4 separate regions of the Homo sapiens genome follow, and regions 2, 3 and 4 are each linked to region 1. Evidence: chromatin contacts called from ENCODE Hi-C or POLR2A ChIA-PET data. All regions are on one chromosome and are shown on one strand. The core of a region is the stretch at or near the end of the contact, and the rest is flanking DNA. Distances in the headings are between cores, read along the strand shown.

Evidence for each region. A loop is a pair of places that touch in the nucleus more often than their neighbours do. ChIA-PET counts read pairs that join two places held with the same protein, here RNA polymerase II (POLR2A). Pooled maps may share reads with other maps.
Region 2: a map of PC-3 shows a loop between it and region 1 (1.9-fold over the local background). The contact joins two enhancer-like sites. A Hi-C loop is called at or near these places in 1 of 168 maps with a recorded cell type or tissue (PC-3). POLR2A ChIA-PET finds 5 or more read pairs at or near these places in 1 of 52 experiments (activated T-cell).
Region 3: a map of mammary epithelial cell shows a loop between it and region 1 (5-fold over the local background). The contact joins two enhancer-like sites. A Hi-C loop is called at or near these places in 2 of 168 maps with a recorded cell type or tissue (PC-3 and mammary epithelial cell) and 2 of 50 pooled maps.
Region 4: a map with no recorded cell type shows a loop between it and region 1 (9-fold over the local background). The contact joins the promoter of CREM here to the enhancer-like site in region 1. A Hi-C loop is called at or near these places in 2 of 37 single-sample maps with no recorded cell type and 5 of 50 pooled maps.

Annotation. Positions count from the first base shown.
Region 1 is chr10:35,911,435-35,914,820 of GRCh38, reverse strand. No RefSeq gene overlaps it. Among named protein-coding and RNA genes, the nearest start is that of LINC02630, 14 kb to the right of the region's middle. Within about 2 kb of position 1,905, at least 3 of the 41 ENCODE cell types and tissues checked have a DNase peak (open chromatin) inside an H3K27ac peak, as active enhancers do; they include PC-3, where a contact is called at or near this core.
Region 2 is chr10:36,634,687-36,637,832 of GRCh38, reverse strand. No RefSeq gene overlaps it. Among named protein-coding and RNA genes, the nearest start is that of ANKRD30A, 490 kb to the left of the region's middle. Within about 2 kb of position 1,357, at least 2 of the 41 ENCODE cell types and tissues checked have a DNase peak (open chromatin) inside an H3K27ac peak, as active enhancers do; they include PC-3, where a contact is called at or near this core.
Region 3 is chr10:36,724,131-36,727,381 of GRCh38, reverse strand. No RefSeq gene overlaps it. Among named protein-coding and RNA genes, the nearest start is that of ANKRD30A, 400 kb to the left of the region's middle. RefSeq lists an enhancer at 1,421-1,936. Within about 2 kb of position 1,686, at least 2 of the 41 ENCODE cell types and tissues checked have a DNase peak (open chromatin) inside an H3K27ac peak, as active enhancers do; they include PC-3, where a contact is called at or near this core.
Region 4 is chr10:35,125,546-35,128,656 of GRCh38, reverse strand. CREM (cAMP responsive element modulator) reads right to left here and starts at 1,811. Exons shown (of 8, transcript NM_183011.2): 1 at 1,464-1,811. It also overlaps a transcript of CUL2 not described here. RefSeq lists an enhancer at 774-843 and silencers at 1,204-1,343, 1,404-1,923.

The DNA.
Region 1 (3,386 bases), core at 656-3,155:
CAAAATGTCATAAAATGAATGGACTAATCCCAGTTAATACAAATACTCCATTTACCAGAACAACACATTAGCAGATGAGGCTAAGTTAAGAGTTTTTACCTAATGGAATTTCAATTTCTTTAAAAATAAACTGAGCTCCCAGGTCTGGGATTCTAATACCATTCTCCAATAAAAGGAACCAAGGTGCCTTGGAAAAATGACTAAAAAAAAAAAAGAAATCCCACCATAATGAGGGTGCATGTCACAGGGACAGAAGCCAATGAAAAAGAATTCCCAGTGGCCAAAGCTGGAATATCTGAACACAAAATAAAGTTGTATTGGATTATAATTCAAAGTGTAAGACAAACATTCATAAACTCATACTGATATAAAGAAGTAATCTAATAAGTTAATAAACAGGGAAATAAAGACAAATCTCTCAAAAAATCCAAATAAATTATGTAGACACTTCACTCTAAATGGGGGAACTATAACTCTCTGCTTTTTAATAGTGATATTCCGCTGAAACCTCCTTCCAAAGAATATAATATAGAAAGAGAGTGCAGAATAACTTTAAGGCAGAGAAATCTGATAAAGTCTATGTCAGCCAGGTGATCAAGGTCAACACCAACAATTGATATTATGTCCCCTTGATATAATGTGAGGAAAATGGCCACTTTGCCTCTGTGCTCTTCCTCTTCAAAATCCCTAATCCCAGCCTAATCATCAGATGAACATCAGACAGATCCCAATAGAGGGGCATCCTATAATATGCCTGACCAGTACCCCTCAAAGCACTCAAGGTCATCCCAAACAAATCTGAGTAACTGTCACAGCCAAAAGGAGCCCAAGGAGACGTGATGCCTGAAGGTAATATGGGGATCCCATACCTTGGATGGGATTCTGAAATGGAAAAGGGGCCTTAGGTAAAAACTAAGGAAATCTGAATAAACCTTGCACTTAATTAACAATGACTCATTACTTGCTCATTTGTTACAAATGTGTCATGCTAATGTAAAATGTTAGTAACAGGAAAACTATGTGCAGGGGAGTGAATGGGAATTCTCTATACTCTCTGCTCAGTGTTTCTGTACAACTAAAACTGTTTCATTAACTGAAAATAAAATTCAATAAATTATGAGTCATATTAAATTTTTAATTATTAAAAAATGCCCTCCTTAGTCTATTTCTCATACTTGGCTTCTAAAGAAATGAGCAGCTTCAGGTCAGGGATGATCCAGGCATCAATGTCTCTCAACCCAGCTACAGCATTTAAATCACCTAAGATATTCTAATAACAACAAATCAAAATCTCTGCTGACAGGCAGCAGGAACTTTTAAAAATCTTATCATACCATCAAAAGTCTAGTTTGCCAACAGAAAAACCTCATATAACCAAATCATAAAGATGCACTTTTTTGCCATCTGCATCAATCGTCCCTTTCTCATAATAGAAAGCAAAGTTGTTACATTTTTGTCTCTCCCTTGAGATACCCACGGAATTCTGGCAATATAAAAATAAGTTACATAGTAACTAGAATGGACTCAACACATTTGGGAAACTTAAAGCAGCCAGTTACAGAATCTCTTCTGTTTTATTTCTCTTTCATTTTCTTGGGAAAGCATTTCTTAGGATGTTAAAAATGAATGTGATTTAAAAAGAAAGATGAGCTTGAATTAAAAGAAAAACATGAAATCTTTTTTGATCTTAAAAAATAAAATCTAAATTCAAAGCATCTAAAGTTCTGATGAGTACTGCTAGAATCCCTGCTAGTTCTAGGGAAGTGCTATCCAAATCATCTTTCTGTAAATCACGACAAACAAGCCCTGAGCCCTGCATAAAGGCTACAAGTTATGCAACCTGCAGCTCCCAGCCATGCCCTGATTAACAACAGGGGTTTTCCAGATGCTTGGATAGACTTGCCAGGCTCAAAGCCCATCTCCATCTGTTTTTTAAATGCTATTTTAAGAATAAGAGCCTATCTTGGCCAATTGAACTAAAAAAGTGTCAATTATATGCTGACTAATTGAAACTCTCCTACGCTATGAAATCAGGAAGATGCAAAACACAGGGACACGAATATGAAGAAAGGAAATCAGGGTTTGTTTTTTCCTCTGCTGCACTTCACACTGACTATCTGATCTGGAGAGGTCAGTCAAGAGTCTGAAAAGCCCCCAGGATGGCGAGGTTTCTGTCAACAATAGGTATAAACTGAGATGTTTTAAAAATCAAGGTAAAGCGTAATTCTTCCTTAATCAGGGGGGCTTCCATCGGAGCCCTGGTTACTTAAGATAGTGAAATAAACCCTTCAGGTTTAAGATAGTTCTTTCTGAGTCCCTAGATAGAGAAATCACCGCAGACCCTTTCTGCATGCTTATCTCATCAGATTGAAACTCTGCACTGCGGTAAGGTGGAAATTGTGGGGTTTGGGGAGTCAGAAGATAAACGGGTGAAGTGCCAAGCGCTGCTATGACAAGCTGGTAGACAGGCTGTTGGAACTGTCTACCTCAGAAACTGTGCCTCAGTTTCCTCAGGTGCAAAATAATGCTAAGAATACTTAACATGAATAAAGATGGGATTCTTAGGGCCAAACGGATAATGTATGACTTCACTTTATATTGCATAAGTAGACAAATGCTATACTTATTATTAAATATAATATTATATAATTGCATTATATAATATTATTAACAGCATTATATTATATAATAATTAATTATTGATAGCATTATTAATTATTATTTTAAGGTCTGCCAACAACTGACACTCTCACCTCTCACTGATGTTCAGCCTTAGCTCAGATATATTTCAACCAGAAAAATCTACCCTCCACCCTCACATACGGGTTCTATTTCTTTGCCATTATCCTGGCCTCATATATTCTTCAATGACCTACATCCTCCTCTCCTGCAGACCTCTGCTCCATAGCAACCTACCTCAGTATCTTATTCTATCCCATGATAGGCAGTCTCTTCACTACCAAGACCCAAAGGTACCCTTTCATGTGTAATCAAAGAACTTCCATGCCCCACTTGTCAGAGACTCATAAATTCATTTTAGAGGTGAATGAGACTGTAGAAAACATCTGGTCCTGTGTCTTAATTTCACAAATGAAGAAATGGGGGCACAGACCATTTAACTGGCCTCCTGGCTGGTGGCAGAATGAACTAAAGTCCAGACCTCCAGAGAATCAGCATTTGGGTCCAAATCTGACAACATTAACTTCTGACAGTGTCAGCATCACTTACTAAAAATACAAGCAGAGTTTCTTAATATAGAGTATAGATCCCCAAAGTCTCACTGTTCAAGCAGTAGTTAAGTCTACTAACAATGAAGGAGTACAGCAGCTTCATGCAAAACACGTGAGTGACATGGAAGTTGAGAAATGTTTACTGGCAGCACTTAT
Region 2 (3,146 bases), core at 108-2,607, 720 kb before region 1:
AATTGGTATCAACCCCAAACCAGAAACTACCTGTCTGTGAATAAGACTCTGAATAAACAATCTCTATTCACATGGAATACAATACAGCCATGAAAATGAATGAAATATAGCTACTCACAACAATGTGGATGGATTTTGCAGAAAAATGTTGAATTTAAAAAGTCAGACATAAAAGAGAACCTACTGTATCATCCCACTTTTGAGAAATTTAAAAACAAGGAAAACCCACCTGGAAGTCAAATTAGAAGTCAGGATATAGCTTTGGAGAGAGGCCAAGACTGAGCAGGAGGGAGAGGAGGCTCAATGCTGTTTCTTGATCTGTGCTGCCTGCACAGGTGCATCACTTTGTAAAGTTCTTTGAGCCACACACTTGTAATTATGCACTTTCTTGTATTAGGTTTTGCACTACATGAAATAAGTTTACTTTAGGAAATAATTATCTTTTTTTTTAAATGGCTTCTGCTTTTAGCTGTGAGTCAAGTTCTAATCTACAAATCCACGAGAGGAGATTCATTTTAAAAACCTGATGTTTCTAAATCATTTATGTAAATATATATGTTTATTTCCACTTTGGACCCTCTAAAATACTCTTTCCCATCAGTACATTTTAATAAAACATACTTCAATTATCTACTTTTAGTTATTACTGAATAATGTAAACAGGGAACTACTACTCCCCCATAAACAGTCCAGCTGATTAACTCAAAAGTATTCTCTCTCAGAGAATGCAAGGCAGAGAGAGAGAGAGAGAGAGAAGAGAGAGAGAGAGAAGAGAGAGAGAAAAATTCAAATCTCTGCGAGAGAATTTCAAATCTTTGTGAAATTCAAATCAAAGTTTGATTTGACTTGCTCTAAGCCTTACTAAATAGAATGGCACCGACTGAGCAAGTTCAAAGTAGTAGGTGGAGTGAGGAAAAGTATTATAAACATCTTGTTTTAGCATCAATAAATTATTTCAAATCTTCCACCTGCACAGAATACTTTTCTATACTTTAGTTTTTTAATCTGTGGAAGATCTGTGGATTCTAGATAGAAAAGCCATCAGCAAGAACAAAAACTTTCTTGGAGGGGAAGGAAAAACATTCTCTACAAATGATTCCATCTACAAATGATTCCATTAAGTAGATTTTGACAGCTTCCTACTACTCTGAAAGGCTTTCTCCTCCCTCCCTCTCTCCATCCCTCCCTCCTTCCCTTCCTTCCTTCCCCTCCCTCCATCCTTCCCTTCCTTTCCTTCCTTCCTGCCTGCCTTCCTTCCTTCCTTCCTTCCTTCCTTCCTTCTTCATTGTAACCACAGGAACTATTTAGAAATCAGAGTGCTACTTTACTGTTAAAATATTACAAATCCATACTCCTAAGTAAACAGTTTGCAAGTTCTATCGGTATGTGGCCAGAGCAAAGATAAAATAGATAAAACATTTCTTAAAAGCTCTATCAAAGTATAAAAACTCCTTAAATCTTTCTCAGGCATCTGAATCCTCAAGGAATATTTTTCTCCTTTTTTTCTCAGTTTCTCAGTGGAACCTGACTTAAGTAATTTTTGTCACATTTATCCAAAAAGCTTTTAAGAGTGTTTTGCGAATACTTCAGGGACATCTAATTTATAGATTACAATTACCTTTAGAATAATGAAATAAAATATCATACGACTTAATTCTGTTTTCACAATCATCTTTCATGTTTTATTTTTGCAAATTTGATATGTGAAAAATCCCAACAGAAAGAGGAGTAGGCGGGGAATGTTTAGGGAGAATGAATCCTTCTCTATAAAAAATAATACCATGGGCCAGGCGCGGTGGCTCATGCCTGTAATCCCAACACTTTGGGAGGCCGAGGCAGGCAGATCATGAAGTCAGGAGATCGAGACCATCCTGGCTAACAAGGTGAAACCCTGTCTCTACTAAAAATACAAAAAATGAGCTGGGCATGGTAGCACACACCTGTAGTCCCAGCTACTCGGGAGGCCGAGGCAGGAGAATCGCTTGAACCTGGGAGGTGGAGGTTGCAGTGAGCTGAGATCACGCCACTGCACTCAGCCTGGGCGACAGTGTGAGACTCCGTTTCAAAAAAAAAAAAAAAAAGAATACCCTGCTACAAATTATTTAGTAAGCTTCACAAACGTACTTGCCCTATGATTCAATTAATGGGCATCGATTTATGAGTAACTGGAAGAATGCTTATGTTGTAGAATATTAGCTACATCTTTACTCCACATTTTTATTTTATGATAAAGATGTGTCAGTATCCTCATTGTATATAGGCACAGAAAAATACTTCACAGAGGCATTTGCACAAGACCTAAAGCTGGCAATGTACCTGGGATTAAAATTCATTACTGCTGCCCACTAAGCCATCAGTTTTGGATGTCTCCACCAGAAGCAAAAATAAGAAAATAACACAACTAATTTGACACTATGAATTTTGGAATGTCTGTGCTTTTGGCTAGCTAATAGCTTTCTTTTCAGACCTAAAGAAATGATTTGTATGTTTCTATCCTTGTTTCTTCATATCTCAATTAGCGTAGCAAAACGATTTAAACATGACACAGTTGCTATACACGTTGGATGCTGAATACCTTGGAAAAAGAGTACTAACTAAAAGTATTGTTATTTTTGGCAATTTTAGCAGAATCTTCCTGTGGTCTGTGATGCTTAATTTTCTTGAGGAGCTCAGGATATTAATGTCATGAGTCAGAATGCTGAAGTCTCATAGGATAGTTCCTTTAGAAACACTGCCAGAGGAAATTGGGGGTATCATCAGGGATCTTTTTATTTTCTAAATCCAGATGAAGAATGACAGGGTCCAACAATTTGATAAGACATTTACTATTGCTTCTTGTATCAACATTTCAACCCGTAAATTATTCTTGGCCCTAATGCTGTGACAGGAAGTCTGCATTAAGGTAAAAGGAAATAATAAATTCAACAAGAATGATTTTTAGCGGCTGCTCAGTGCCCAGCACTGTCACAGACATCACGGTGCAAACCAAAGCAGTGCAAAGCACAGTCCTATCCATTTTGAACTTGAAAGTATGTAGGGATGCAGGACACACACATGTGAAAATGTTTGATGAGGCAAAGCAAAAATAACCAAATGCTAAAATTCAACGATTCACATGATACATGTCAATGGAAACTTAAGAAGAA
Region 3 (3,251 bases), core at 437-2,936, 810 kb before region 1:
ATAATAAAATCTGGGGCCAGGCACGGTGGCTCATGCCTGTAATCCCAGCACCTTCAGAGGCCGAGGTGGCTGGATCGCCTGAGGTCAGGAGTTCAAGACCAGCATGGCCAACATGGTAAAACCCCATCTCTACTAAAAATATAAAAATTGCAGGGCATGGTGGTGGGTGCCTGTAATCCCAGCTACTCAGGAGGCTGAGGCAGGAGAATTGCTGCTTGACCCTGGGAGGTGGAGGTTGTAGTGAGCCGATATCACATCACTACACTCCAGCCTGGGCGACAGAGGGAGCCTCCATCTCAAAAAAAAAAAAAAAAATCATCGAAAAGAAGAGATGATTTTAAAATAAAAATAGGCAAAAGGCCAGGCATGGTGGCTCATGCCTGTAATCCTAGCATTTTTGGGAGGCCAAGACACAAGGCAGGTGGACCACCTGAGGTCAGGAGTTCAAGACCAACCTGGCCAATATGGTGAAACCCCGTTCCTACTTAAAATACAAAAAAAATTAGCCAGGCGTGGTGGCGGTTGCCCGTAATCCCAGGTACTCCAGAGGCTGAGGTAGGAGAATCGCTGGAACCCTGGGGATGGAGGTTGCAGTGAGCCGAGATCACACCATTGCACTCTGGCCTGGGCCACAGAGCGAGATTCTGTCTCAAAAAAAAAAAAAAAGTAAAGATTGATATCAAAAATTAAAAGCAGCCCAGCACGGTGGCTCATGCTCTTTGCTTCTTACTCTTGTAGTACTTTTCTAAATTTTTAAATAATAGAACTAGTGTGTCACAAATATCAACTAAAGTCTAGAAATCAGAAAAAGGCATGTTACCAAAGGAGGACTGAGTTAGTAGATTTGGGGCTCCATTAAGTTTTGTTTATGGTCAAAAAACAAACAAAAACCAGGCAACAGCAGCAAAAAATATCTCACTTTCTTCCTGGAAAAGTAAATGAAACTACAAAGGATTTCCAAACTTAAAAACTACACATTTCAAGTCCGCTCATAACTGGTGAAGTCACAGTTTCTAAAAACAATAGTAAAGTTTTAATCGATATGTAATTCATGTTTTTTATTTAAAAACCACTACCAATATCGAAAGACAAATTTCATGGGAAAAGCATTGAATCATTGTTTTGCGGTCACAAAGGTAAATATAATTTGCTTAATGCTGCCCTCAGTTTACAATGCTGTAGTATTTTCTAAGCTATAACATGAGTTTGCCAAAATATAGCATTGATTTGCTACATAGAATTTGCTCAGTGATAAAACACAAAGAATTACTTATGTGAAGATATAAATGATAAATTTATGCAAAATTTAGGAAAGCGTAAATTGTGAAGACAATAAATCTTTCCATTAAATTAGTGGGAAAGGAGCTCAAAACCCAGCCGGGTGATTCATTATTTTAATGACTTCCTGCTTTACTGCAAAACCTCTCTCTTCATTTGGTGTTTGGCAGTTTGAGCCCCTGTTAAGGATTTAGGCTCACAATGAAGCTTCTATAAATTTCTGGATCTCTGTCATGCTGGCATGTAGGTCATTCTCCTTTAGGAATGATGAGGAGGCTGGAAAGCAGTTGCCCCAAGGGAAGGGGGAATTTTTTAAACCTGAGCTGTCCAAGCTCAGCATGAAATGGAGTGGGGTGCTGACTCAGGGGCTGGCAGAGGCAGCCAAGAAACAACCAAATCTGCAATCTCTTCTGCCAGGTCTGTCCCAGCAGGTGTCACTAAAAGGCAGCCCTGTGTTCTTCTGTCACTGTGACAGCTGTGAGAAGGAAGGAGGAAGGGAAAAGAGACCCAGGGCTGAACTCCAAGCAGAGATGGGGCTTTTCTCTCTGCATCTTTTCTTTCCCCTCCCAGCCTGCATTTCCAATAACATATTGATTTGGATTTGTATTATGAGACAAAAATGGTTGTAAGCAGCTATTATTTCCTTTTACACACAATGTAAGCTCATATTTACATTTCTACGTGAACAATGTCTAAAAATGTACTTAAACTGACATAAAACGCGGATGATCTTAGTCTGACCAAATGTTTAGTGCAAGAAAAAACTTCAAATTGGAAGAGGAATCCCTCCAAATTTTAAAAGGACCACTATTTTAAGAGGTATGTTATCTAAAATGTGAAAATGTAACGAGCAGAGCAGGAAAAACCTTTAAGTCCGAAACATACAAGTCAATTTCATAGTCAATCAGTTTCCACGGTCCTTCCAAAACAGCCTCTGGCATCTGTTTTCTCTACAATGGAGGTAACAATAGTAGCTATTTCAGAGCATGAAAAGGCTTAGAGCTGTGCTAGAATATGGTCGTGGATATATAAAATTTAGCCATTTGTATATTGTAACAAACCTACAATGTATTTTTTTATTGGTAGTCAATAATAGATTTCCTTTGGAAAAGAAGCAGCCTCCGGTCCGGGGAACACCTGCAGTTCCCACTAAGTGAACATTGGTGCCTGCTAAATGCTGCCTCTATTTCTCTGTATAATAAAGTGTCAAGCTGTTCCTTGATTTAGCAATTTTATTTACTTTCTTTTTCTTTGTTTTTTTTAGACAGAGTCTCACTCTGTCGCCCAGGCTGGAGTGCAGCAGTGCCATCACAGCTCACTGCAACCTCGACTTCCTGGGCTCAAGGAATCCTCTTACCTCAGCCTTCAGAGTAGCTGGGACTACCTGCGCGGCTCACCATGCCTGGCTAATTTTCGGGGTTTTTGTTTTGTTTTTCTGTTAAGAAACCGGGTTTCACCATGCTGCCCAGGCGGGTCTGGAACTCCTAGGCTCAAACGATCTGCCCCGCTCTGCCTTCCAAAGTCCTGGGATTACAAGGGTGAGCCACCACGCCAGGCCAATTTATTCCTTTCTAATTAATAAATTGACTGGGCGCCAATTTATCATCAGAAAATATGGATTACCTCACTAAACCACCTCTGAAACCTCTCCTCTCGGTTTCCTACATGGTTACTTTGTAATCTTTTTTTTTTTTTTTTTGAGATGGAGTCTCTCTCTGTCACCCAGGCCGGAGTGCAGGGGTGCAATCTTGGCTCACTACAACCTCCGCCTCCCGGTTCCAATCCATTCTCCTGCTTCAACCTCCCGAGTAGCTGGGATTACAGGCATATGCCACCATGCCCGGCTAATTGTGTATTTATTTTTAGTAGAGACGGGGTTTTTCCATGTTGGTCAGGCCAATCTGGAACTCCTAGGCTCAAGCGATCTGCCCTGCTCTGCCTTCCAAAGTCCTGGAATTACAAGCGTGAGCCAG
Region 4 (3,111 bases), core at 562-3,061, 790 kb after region 1:
CTACTCAGGAGGCTGAGGCAGGAGAATGGCGTGAACCCAGGAGGCGGAGCTTGCAGTGAGCTGAGAGCGGACCACTGCACTCCAGCCTGGGCGACAGAGCGAGACCCCGTCTCAAAAAAAAAAAAAAAAAGACTAGGAAAAAAACGTGGCGCTCAAAGCAAAAAACAAAAAAACAACAAATAAAAAACAGCGTGGTTTATTCATGTAATCTGATGCAATGTTCACAGCGGACCTCTCACTGTTCAATCTAGATCTTTGTTTCAAGGGAAAGGTACACCCTCATCTGCCCGGCAAATTAAGTAGAAAGGAAACTGAGTCACGTACGTAAGCCACAGTGTTAAAGGAGCTCTTTCAATTTCAGTGACACTTTGAGACTGGCCCTGTAAGTCCCAATTTCTTAAAATGTGATTACAAACTCACCGCTGCTTCACTGAGCAGCATGCAGGAAACCCCTAAGTGATTTCAAACTCAGGTATCTGATATACAAATAAAACGCAACAGGATCAAGAAACATGCTGAGGCCAGGCGCGGCGGCTCACGCCTGTAATCCCAGCACTTTGGGAGGCCGAGGTGGGTGGAAGGTCAGGAGTTCGAGACCAGCCTGACCAACATGGTAAAACCCCATCTCTACTAAAAATACAAAAATTAGCAGGCGTGGTGGCGCATGCCTGTAATCCCAGCTACTCGGGAGGCTGAGGCAAGAGAATCGCTTGAACCCAGGAGGCAGAGGCTGCAGTGAGCCGAGATCATGCCCCTGCATTCCAGCCTGGGTAACAGCAAGACTCCGTCTCAAAAAAAAAAAGTATGTTTAATAATGTGTTTATTCCCCAGATTCAACAGGCTCTGGAAACCTTACCAGATGGCCCTAAAAAGGCAAGACTCAGGCAGAAGGGAAAATGCGCCTTCCGAGAGCGGTCGCGGCTCTGCCCTTCCCACTCCGGAGACTGCCCGCGCCCGGGACCGAATGACTCAGCTGCGAGGCCCTCCGGCCCAGGTTTTGGGGGAAAACGGGCTGCGTCCGCTTTCGTCTAAACTGCGCTCGTAAAGTGGGGCAGAGGCGCTGGGGGCACTCAAATCCGAGGTCCTTACTTCTGGATTCCTTTTCCTTTTCCGAGTTAAACCGCTCCCCTGAGCCGCACGGCTCTCTCAGGGAGGATTTTCCAACTCGTCCCAAGTTCGCGAGGAGGCAGGCGGGTCCCGGGGCAGCTGAGCGCACGAAGCGGGCGTGGGGCGGCGAGCCGGCGGCCTCGGGGGCGCCGAGCGAGGGGCCGCGTCAGGTGAACTCGCGGCTGCCCCGCCAGTCCTTGGCCCGGCCCCGGGGTCCCGGCCCGCCGCCCACGGCTCCGCTCGGCCTCTGCTGCTCCACCGCACCCGGCTCCGCTCCGCCTCCTGCCTCCACCTCCACCTCCTGCGCCGCGTCGCCCGCTGCTGGGTCTCGGGGCCGGAGCCGACGCACCACTTACCCGCCGCAAAGGGATTTACGTAGCGGACCTCGTCACTGATTACGGACGCGAGGAGGTGGAGACGGCGAGCCCGACCGCCGCTCAGCAGCGGCGCCGCCGCCCAGCAACCCGGAGCCGGCAGCGGCCCCACGTAGTCCTCACGTCAGCTGTGATGCGGTAGCCGCGGCCTCCCTGCCGACCCCGGACCAAAAGTAGCGCTGCAGCCGACCGAACCGCGTCCTCCCGCCCCGTCCTCCCCTCCCCCACGCCGGGACGGCCTCCCGGGGGAGGCCCCGAGGAAAAAAATCCAGGCTCGAACTCCGCCCCCTGCCGGCCGCCAGCAGGAGTGAAGCGCCACAATCCAACAATGAAATGGAACCGGGGAGGGGCGGCGGGAAGGTGCGGGTCAGGGGGCGGGGCCTAGGGATAGGGAGAAGGAAGGTCAGGGGGCGGGGCCAAGAGGAGGAACTAGCCTGGAGGTGGGGCGGAAGGTAGGGGCGGGGGCAAGGCTGGAAACCGGAAGCTGCCCGTGCCGCGCCGCGCGTGCGCCAGAAATCCAATGACTTGTCAGCCAGAGTAACGGCTGTTGTCAGGTCTTCAGGGTCTCGAGGTCGGTTTCTTCCTAACGCCGCCAACCCCAAGCTAAGGTCCGCGAGCGTCTCACCTCTGTCCAGGCTGGGCTGCAGTGGCGTGGTCTCGGCTCTCTGCAACCTCTATCTCCCCAGGCTCAAGCGATCCTCCGGCCTCAGCCTCCTGAGTAGCTGGGACTGCAGGCGTGCTTCTTCTGACTTCTAAAAGCTATCTACATACCTTGACTAGTGGCCCTTTTCCTCCATATTCACAGCCAGTCACAGCTGGTTGAGTCCTTCTCCAAAAGAAGCTTGAGCTCCTGAGACAATTCACCTGCTTCTTAGGGTCATTTATTGCAGTTTATCCCAGTATTTGACTGGAAATGGTCCGCATGCTGGGCCCGCTGGCTCGGGCCTGTAATCCCAACACTTCGGGAGGCCAAGGTGGGAGGATCGCTTGAGCCCAGGAGACCAGCCTAGGGAACACAGTGAGACTTCATCTCTTTTTTTTTTTTTAGATTAGAAAGGTCGGCCGGGGGCTCACGCCTGTAATCCCAGCATTTTGGGAGGCAGACATGGGCAGATCACCTGAGGTCAGGAGCAGCCTGGCCAACATGGTGAAACCCCATCTCTACTAAAAATACAAAAATTAGCTAGGAGTGGTGGCAGACGCCTGTAGTCCCAGCTAGTTGGGAGGCTGAGGCAGGAGAATCGCTTGAACCTGGGAGGTCAAGGCTGCAGTGAGCTGAGATCGTTCCACTGCACTCCAGTCTGGGTGACAGAGCGAGGCTCCATCTCAAAAATAAAAAAAGTAATGGGATATCAGGAATAAAGAATAGCAGCATGGTTATAGAGTACAGTAGGTCCTCACTTAACGATAGGTTCTTAGAAATCATGGCTTTAAGCCAAACAACTTACAGCAGGTCCACAAAAAAATTTTCATTCAGTGTTGTTTTCATTTCGTTATAATATTGATGATAACAAAAATCGGTTTCATTGTACGTTGTTTCACTGAAAACCAGTTTCTAAGAAGCTATTGACAATGTTAAGTGAGGATTTATTATTTCATATCAGTTACTGTAGTGTCAGAGTGTTTTCAT